Linked DNA regions of Homo sapiens: region 2 is linked to region 1. The links are chromatin contacts, found by Hi-C in ENCODE. All regions are on one chromosome and are shown on one strand. The core of a region is the stretch at or near the end of the contact, and the rest is flanking DNA. Distances in the headings are between cores, read along the strand shown.

Region 1 (4,340 bases), core at 764-3,263:
AGCTCCCAGCTCATCTCATGTTGCACAAATACTAAAATATAACATGATGAGAAGAGAGCAAGGCGCAGTGGCTCACACCTGTAATCCCAGCACTTTGGAAGGCCGAGGCAAGCGGGTCGCTTGAGTTTAGGGGTGCAAGATCAGCCTAGGTAACAAGGTGAAACCCTGTCTCTACAAAAAATACAAAAATTAGCTGGGCACAGTGCTGCAGGCCTACAGTCCCAGCTACTTTTGAGAAGCTAAGGCAGGATGATGGCTTGAACCTGGGAGGTCACAGTTGCAGTGTGCCGTGATTGCACCATTGCACTCCAGCCTGGGAGACAGAGACTCTGTCCAAAAACAATAACAAAAATGAAAACAAAAACAAAAAAACATGGTGAGAAGAGACTCGCATCACAAACGCCATGATTCTAACTTTAATTCCTCTGCTGTTATGAATGGGGATCCATAAGAGAAACGCTAAGAGAAAAAAGCCCCTGTCTGAAAATTAAGCATCAGACCACTTGGATGACTTTTCAGTTTCATTTACAGTAGCAAAGGACAAACTCACACAAATAGGACCATTTGGGAATATATGACCAGGCGGAACTCAGACCAAAAACTTGACAAATTCCAATTTGTCTCAACCAATACTATTTTACCTATGGCCTCCCCTGCCGCAAAAGAAGGGTTTAGGGCGGGTCTTTCCATTTGTGCACTCGAGTGGCTTTCCAGCTTCACATGCCTGGGATATAAAGGCCAAGGTGGGGGACTCAATCCTCATAACTTGGAAGAGCACCACATGGTGGACAGTACACTGGAGTGGGTGACTAATCCCAGCTCTGTGAACACCTTGTGGCTAGACGTCCACAACCATCTCTCCAACAGCCATCTGACACTGTGGGAACAGTAGCAGTGGCGGCTGCAGCAGCAATCGCTCCCTTGTATTTAATACTTACTATAGCTTAGGCAGGTAAACACTTCCTAGGCATCATCTTGAACGTCACACTAACTGCATGAGGTCAACAATACTATCCCCATTTTCTAATGAGGAAACTGAGATACTGAGATTATAATGCTGGGAACAGGCAGAGCTAGGATTTGAACTCAAGTCTGTGCTCTTTATCACAATATTGTTAATTAAATAAGATAAATGCTACAAGGGCCTACAAAGCAGCACACACGCCAGGGAGAAACCAAATCTGCTTAGCTATGGCCTGGCGAGCTCATATGGTCCCTGCTCAGTAATCAAAGACATGGTAGGCTAAGCCAGGGCTGCATTTCCACAGGTGTACATGTTGCCTTTTATCATGTTTCCCAAAGGGACACCAGGCTCACAAAGAAACAATTGTGAATGGCCATGAATTCCTGGCGATCTCAACTCCCACAAAGCACAAACATCGCTGCTGCTCATAGGCTCCATCAGCGGCAGCAACGTTCGTCTGGGGACACAGGTTACCACACTGAACACAGCACTCTGGGGAGGCCAGGGTGCGGACAAGAAAGCAGGCAGGAGATTAAGTGATTGGATCGAAGGAAAGCTTGTAAGGAGCAAGAGTCACAGATGGACCCCAAACTTCTGAGTCCAATACGGTGCCACCTCTATGCAGGCCTCCTGCACAGGGACTCTGTTCCCCTGAAGCCTCTCTAGGGCTGGCCTCCAGTGAACAGACATCATGTGACCCAGCAGGTCAAGGTCAGAAAACAGGAGGAGTTGGGGCAAGTGAGGACCACTGGTGTTTATTTTTAGTCTTATTTATATTGGGATTAAGGTAAGAAAAATAACAGAATGGCTGGGTTTCCTACCTCAAAAATATAATAAAAGCACAAAGTGAGGTGGCAGGCCCATTAACCCACTCATCTGCTTCCTCCCACAGGTGCTGTGGGCGCCTGTACTCTCTCTGTCACACAACCGTGGTACCTAGAAGTGGACTACACTCATGAGGCCGTCACCATAAAGTGTACCTTCTCCGCAACCGGATGCCCTTCTGAGCAACCAACATGCCTGTGGTTTCGCTACGGTGCTCACCAGCCTGAGAACCTGTGCTTGGACGGGTGCAAAAGTGAGGCAGACAAGTTCACAGTGAGGGAGGCCCTCAAAGAAAACCAAGTTTCCCTCACTGTAAACAGAGTGACTTCAAATGACAGTGCAATTTACATCTGTGGAATAGCATTCCCCAGTGTGCCGGAAGCGAGAGCTAAACAGACAGGAGGAGGGACCACACTGGTGGTAAGAGGTCAGTCAGCGAGGCTTTATTTCAGTGCATCATTGCATCTTGTTCAGGCCTGTAAAATCATTACCTCACTCACATGTAGAAATCAGGAGATAAATTTGCTAAGTTAATACCCTAGCCAGTGATGGGTGTGATCTGAACACAAGTCACCATGAGGTTTGGACTAAAGAACTACTCCAACTGGCTGGGCGTGGTGGCTCACACCTGTAATCCCAGCACTTTGAGGCTGAGGTGGACGAATCACTTGAGGTCAGGAGTTCAAGACTAGCCTGGCCAACATGGTGAAACCCCATCTCTACTCAAAATACAAAAATTAGCCGCGCATGGTGGCATGCACCTGTAGTCCCAGCTGCTTGGGAGGTTGAGGCAGGAGAATCGCTTGTAACCCAGGAGGCGAAGGTTGCAGTGAACCGAGATCGCACTACTGCACTCCAGTCTGGGCAACAAAGCAAGACTCCATCTCAGAAAAACAAAAGAACTACTCCAATCCATCTCGAACATCCACTAACACAAAGTCAGTGATTTGCTGGGTGCTCTATTCTCCCTACATGGTGATGTTTAACCAACCATGTTCACCTCTTTTGTATATTACAGTGATTTAGTGTAAAGTACCATGTCCAAAGGGAACCTTGTGGTGAGTAACTATCAGCTTTCTCAGGAACTAGTCTGGTAATGCACCACCTAGAACAAAGCACTAGAGAAGTGTAAAAGATCAATAAATTGGACCCACAGAAACTATGCAACATGGAGAATAAGCACAGATTTGGAGAGAAGCTACTCAGGGATCCCTGACCCTTCCCATTCTGCCTGGACATCAGTGAACGGAAAGTGATGACTCTCACTTCCTGAGATTTGATAAAACCCATGACAATTCCTCAGCCGAGCGAGGACATCAAACATAGCTAAATCCTATCAGTAATTTCACCAAGTCATTCCCTTGAGTAAACTGAGATTAAGACATTCCCGAGAAAAAAAAAGGGGGAATTTCAGAGAAAAAGCTTTACATGATTCTGAAGGAAAAAAGAGAACAGCAGCAACTCCTCGCCTTGTTGGGGTCTCTTCCCTTAGGAAGGACCCTGGTATGATGAGCAGAGATTGTTAAAACATGAACTCAAAATCAACCAGCCCTTCGATTTCAAAATAGGACTCTGAGGAAGGGAGACCATCCAGTATTATAACCTGTGCTTTTAAACTACGAGGGTTCTAATGGGCTTTTGATATTCAAATGTCATTTAACCTTAGTTTATTCTCATCTGTCAGCTAAATTATAAATAAGTTAAGGCACTTAAAGCATTTTTAATAGTGCCTGGCATATAGCAAATAACAAATGTTAGCTACTGATATGAAAACACACACAGCTTTAGAGATTTGTATGTCTCACTGCATTAGCCTTCTAAAAACATGTTAGTCAAAGGGAAAAATGGCTTGTAAAAAGATGAAGGTCTCAAAGCTGCAAGGCTTATATAAAGTGAAGTGAAAGTGAAAGGCAGAATTGAAAGTGTTAAGGCAGACATGGCAACTTCCTGTCTCTTCTACAGAACTCCTATTTTCACACTGAAGCTTTTTTATTTTAGTTGTATAGATGTGGTTAATTTGTTAGTTTCACAAATAAAAATGTATGCTGCATAAACTGCATTCACAGGATAAGCATCTATGGGATTTTTCTTTCTTTTTTTTTAAGACAAGAGTCTTGCTCTGTCGCCCGGGCTGGAGTGCCGTGGCGTGATCTCAGCTCACTGCAACCAACCTCCACCTTCCGGGTTCAAGCGATTCTCCTGCCTCAACCTCCTGAGTAGCTGGGATTACAGGCATGTGCGACCACGCCCAGCTAATTTTGGTATTTTTAGTAGAGATGGGGTTTCGCCATGTTGGCCAGGCTGGTGTCAAACTCCTGATCTCAAGTGATCTGCCCACCTCGGCCTCTCAAAGTGCTGGGATTACAGGCATGAGCCATCACACTCAGTCTCATCTATGGGATATTTAGTTGGAAAGTACAGGCTATTCAGACAGTAAGTACAAATCTAATTGTATTTTGTACTCCAAATAGTCAGGTAATTGAAGACATGGCATGTTACTTAATCCCTACCCAGAGCACAAGACAATTTCTGCAAGGAGAGAGAAATTCCG
Region 2 (4,340 bases), core at 1,240-3,739, 380 kb before region 1:
CAAAAATTAGCCGGGCATGGTGGCAGGTGCCTATAATCCCAGCTACTCAGGAGGCTGAGGCAGGAGAATCGCTTGAACCTGGGAGGTGGAGGTTGCAGTGAACCAAGACTGCACCATTGTACTCCAGCCTGGGCAACAAGAGCAAAACTCCATCTCAAAATAAATAAACAAACAAACAAACATAGCAGTGGGTACAGGAAATAATGCTCTGACAATATACACTCATCAAGCCTATGGGAGTGAGGGAAGGTTAAGTAGAGTATAAACATGGGAGAACATAAAACATGTAATTTACATCACCTTTGGAAAAGTAAAGTTGTAGAAAGAGAAAAATTAAAGAAAATATGACTGAGTAGATTACATATAATAATTCCTAGAAGAGGCTAAGTATAGTGAAAGGTCAATTAAAAAAGAAAGCAGTTGTTTTAGAAGTAAACACCCATCAGATGTTTATAGAGTAGTAATTATGTGATTCTGATGTTAAGATCCTCTCTTTTTAAGTTGTTTAATGGGTGTAGAGTTTTGGTTTTGCAAGATGAAAAGAGCTTTACAGATGGATCGGGGTGACGGTGGTAAAACAATGTGAATAAACTTAATGCCACTGAACTGTACACTTAAAAATGGTTAAGATGGTAAATTTCGTTATGCATATTTTATCAAAATTAAAAAAAAAAAACATAAAAAAGATCCTCTCTTTTCAAATTCCAGGGTCCAGTAGCCCTATCCATATTGCTGAAATGATTATAATAAAACAAATATTATAACTTCTACACTGCTTGCAACTGAGTAATCATAATAAAGGAAAGTTATATTTGTATGGATGGATATATATGCATACGCACACGTGTGTTTGGTATAATGATTATATTCTGAAAACTTGAAGAAGGGAAAACTCCAGTAGTTTAACTGAAGATAGAGATTTTTATTGATTATGACCCTATATACTTTACATCTTCTGGATAAAAGACATACATCTTTTCAAAATGGATGGTACAACCTAGGAAGAGAACTGACACCAATAAATTTGAACTATATAAATCTAATGACCTAAAAAACGATACATTTTAAAAATGAAAACTGTATCCAGATGTTCTTCCAAAAGGTTATAGTTAGCTTGCCACACAACTCCTGGAGACTGCTCTTTGTGGCTTCAGTGAGGCAACTGTCCCCAAAGGAATACAGATACTTTCATACTGAGGCAGAGAAACTGAAGGCAAGGGCTAGGGGCAGGAAACGAATGAGAAATTCAATTTTCTTGTCACTGCACAAGTAGAGTAGGTGTTTAGCAGCTTGCTTTCTCACTTCCCAAACAGAATCTTCAGTGTTTTGGTTCAGAAAAATCTATTTTTGTCCTAAATTCTACTTCAAAACCTTGAGATTAAAATAAAGGGCACTCTGATAAGAAATTTTCTGTCCCTATCACTCATAAATCTGGAGGAGAAAACGGAGAGGAAGAAGGATAAATAATAATAGCTGCCACTATATTTTGAGTGCTTTCTTAGTGCTGGGTGTAGTATTAAGTGCTTTATGTGTGCTCAAGTTAATTCTCAAAACAATTCAATAAGGAAACTCAGTAACAGGCTAAATGACAAGGTACCAGCTAGAAGGAGTTGGTTAGAACATGAACCAAGTCTAATTCCACAGGTGTGCTCAAAGTTTACTATGTAGGAATATTTTTGTATAACGGTTAAATTTTTCTTGAATGTTTGTCCAGAGAGTTAAAACTTTAGAAACATTAACAAAGATGTCTCATAAACACTGATTTCCCCAGACAAGTGGCGCATTTTCCACAAACCGCTATTTTGGACAGAAAATACTAAAATAATTTTCTCCAGGTGTTTAGAAACGCAGTTAACCTAATGAAAGCACTATAACACAGTTTTGCATTCTTACTAGTGATATAAAGCACTTTTTCAAATTAATCTGATTGCCCACCTTACTTCCTTTTAAAATTATATTGAAATCCTAGTCCTAGATTTTCTTGAGAATTTCTCTAGTATATTACATAGAATTATATTTTAAAGCCACACACTAAAGACAGTTTAGGAGTGATTTAAAAAATGGAATTTCACTTTGATTCTGTTAATTCAAGAAGAGGATCTTCAAACACTGTAATTTAAAAAAAACAGAGACTTGCTACACGAATACTTTAAGCAAGAGCTAAATTCCTGAACAGTTTAACTCCTCCTATCATTTTTACTCAGCAGAATTTCAAATAGCAGCTTGTGTACCCAAGTTATTTACATATTTTCTTCCTTAATCATCTCCTTTTCAAAGGACATAGAGTTCATTTAACAACCAGTTATTATGTCCTAGTTTTATTGCTATTTTTATTTGCTTTCTTTAATGAATGAATCATTTCCAAAACCAGTTTGTAAAGTAATACTCATTTCCGCTATTTCACGTAAAAAGCACAGGTCCAACAATTGCACTCTTTACCACCCCTTCCCGTATGTCTCACCACCAAATCACTATAAGACATCCTAAATTACAAACAGATTAATGTCTTTAAGAATGCAATTCTCAGGCTGGGCGCGGTGGCTCATGCCTGTAATCCCAGCTCTTTGGGAGGCCGAGGTGGGCGGATCACCTGAGGTCAGGAGTTTGAGATCAACTTGACCAACATGGTAAAACCCTGTCTCTACTAAAAATACAAAAATTAGCTGGGCTTGGTAGCACGTGCCTGTCATCCCAGCTACTCAGGAGGCTGAGTCAGGAGGATCACTGCAACCCGGAAGGTGGAGGTTGCAGTGAGCCAAAATCGCACCACAGCACTCCAGCCTGGGCGACAGAGTGAGATCCTGTCTCCAAAAAAAAAAAAAAAAAAAAGAATGCAATTCTCTCATATCCAACTTCCAGACTTAGTTATCATACAGACCATAAATAATTGTGACTTGGACACTAGCTAATATTCCAGGAACTAGTTATTGGTGAAGCAGGAGGAATTAGGAAAAAAGCTGTTAGGTCATCTAGGTCATCTCAGAATTTGTAAAGAATGGGTAGGTCAAATACCCCTTAGGAAAGCAGATTTCAAAAAACTAGGCCTGATTACATGGAATGAAATTATTGAAAAAAGGGGGTTCAAATGGTTACTAAGTTCTTGAAAATGTGGTTCTAATAATTACAGAGGGTGTTAATAAGAGAGAGGTACTAAACAAACCAGGATGGTTAAAACAGGACTCATCAGAAACAGCACACTATAAAAACAGCAGTGTGGTATGACTCCAGCATCATTTAATGCCAGGTAAATCATTCCCTTCTTTGAATATGCTTCTTCAACAGCAAAATGGGGACATTTCCCCTGCAGAGCTGTTGTAGGGGGTTTGTTACCTACTAAGATCAGTATTTCTTTGCAGTTCTTTTTGTCCTTAGGTTATATCCCATCATTAAGAGAGCACAGTCAGAGTTTTATGTTGAAAAGTTACTTGATAATTCCTTTTTTCCTTGATGGTTACATGATTAATTTGATGTACAGTTAGGCTCACTGATTTCAATTTGTATTCAATATTGAAATTTACTTTTTTCAACAGTAAGACTACTCTTCTTTACAGTAGTGGTACTATTCATATGAGGTAAACACTGTGGCCAGTTGTCCATGGACTAGAATTTATATGTAAACAGTAGAATCGGTATGGTAACATTTATATCTACAACTTAATATTTATTACAATAAAGTATTTATGATCAATTTTTAAGATAACTGCCTATGGCTCCCGAAAAGACTATAGCTAAGGATCTTCAAAAGTTAGTCTGATTAACTTTAGTTGACACTTACATAGTGCTATGTGCCAAGCACTGTAAGTGTTTTATATACATGAAACAGACCTCTGAGGTATGTTGCCCAAAATCATGCTGCTAGTAAGCTGAACAGATAGAATTTTTTTTTTTTTTTTAGACAGAGTCTTGTTCCATTGCCCAGGCTGGAGTACAGTGGCACAATCATATCTCACTGCAGCCTTGAACTCCTAGGCTCAAGCGATCCTTCTGCCTCAGCCTCCCGAGTAGCTAGGACTACAGGCACACATCATCATGACTAGCAATTAAAAAAAAAAATGTTTGTAGAGATGAAGTCTTGCTATGTTGCCCAGGTTGGTCTCAAACTCCTGGGCTCAGGCGATCCTCCCATCTCAGCCTCCCAAAGTGCTCAGATTACAGGCACATGAACCGTCATGTCCAGACAGAACAGGTAGAATTTGAACCTAGGCTCTACAGTCTGTCCTGTTAGCCACTTTAATATAATGTCTCCTGCATTCTAACTGATTACACATATGTCCCTGCCATAAATAGGAGCCATAAAACTTAAACCTTTTCTGGTTACTTAAATGTGTGACCTTAAGAAA

The links. A loop is a pair of places that touch in the nucleus more often than their neighbours do. Pooled maps may share reads with other maps.
Region 2: a loop to region 1 is called in a pooled map, with 2.7 times the contacts of the local background. The contact joins two enhancer-like sites. A Hi-C loop is called at or near these places in 3 of 50 pooled maps.

Annotation. Positions count from the first base shown.
Region 1 is chr16:21,645,009-21,649,348 of GRCh38, reverse strand. The region is part of intron 4 of METTL9 (methyltransferase 9, His-X-His N1(pi)-histidine); the gene reads right to left. IGSF6 (immunoglobulin superfamily member 6) reads left to right here. Exons shown (of 6, transcript NM_005849.4): 2 at 1,857-2,216. It overlaps LOC124903663 (a long non-coding RNA gene), which reads right to left. Exons shown (of 2, transcript XR_007065025.1): 1 at 4,173-4,340; 2 at 1,882-2,417. Among named protein-coding and RNA genes, the nearest start is that of IGSF6, 5.4 kb to the left of the region's middle. RefSeq lists an enhancer at 3,624-3,803. Within about 2 kb of position 2,013, at least 8 of the 41 ENCODE cell types and tissues checked have a DNase peak (open chromatin) inside an H3K27ac peak, as active enhancers do.
Region 2 is chr16:22,024,705-22,029,044 of GRCh38, reverse strand. All of the region lies in intron 1 of MOSMO (modulator of smoothened), which reads right to left. Among named protein-coding and RNA genes, the nearest start is that of MOSMO, 19 kb to the right of the region's middle. RefSeq lists a silencer at 1,172-1,331 and an enhancer at 1,727-2,926. Within about 2 kb of position 2,489, at least 7 of the 41 ENCODE cell types and tissues checked have a DNase peak (open chromatin) inside an H3K27ac peak, as active enhancers do.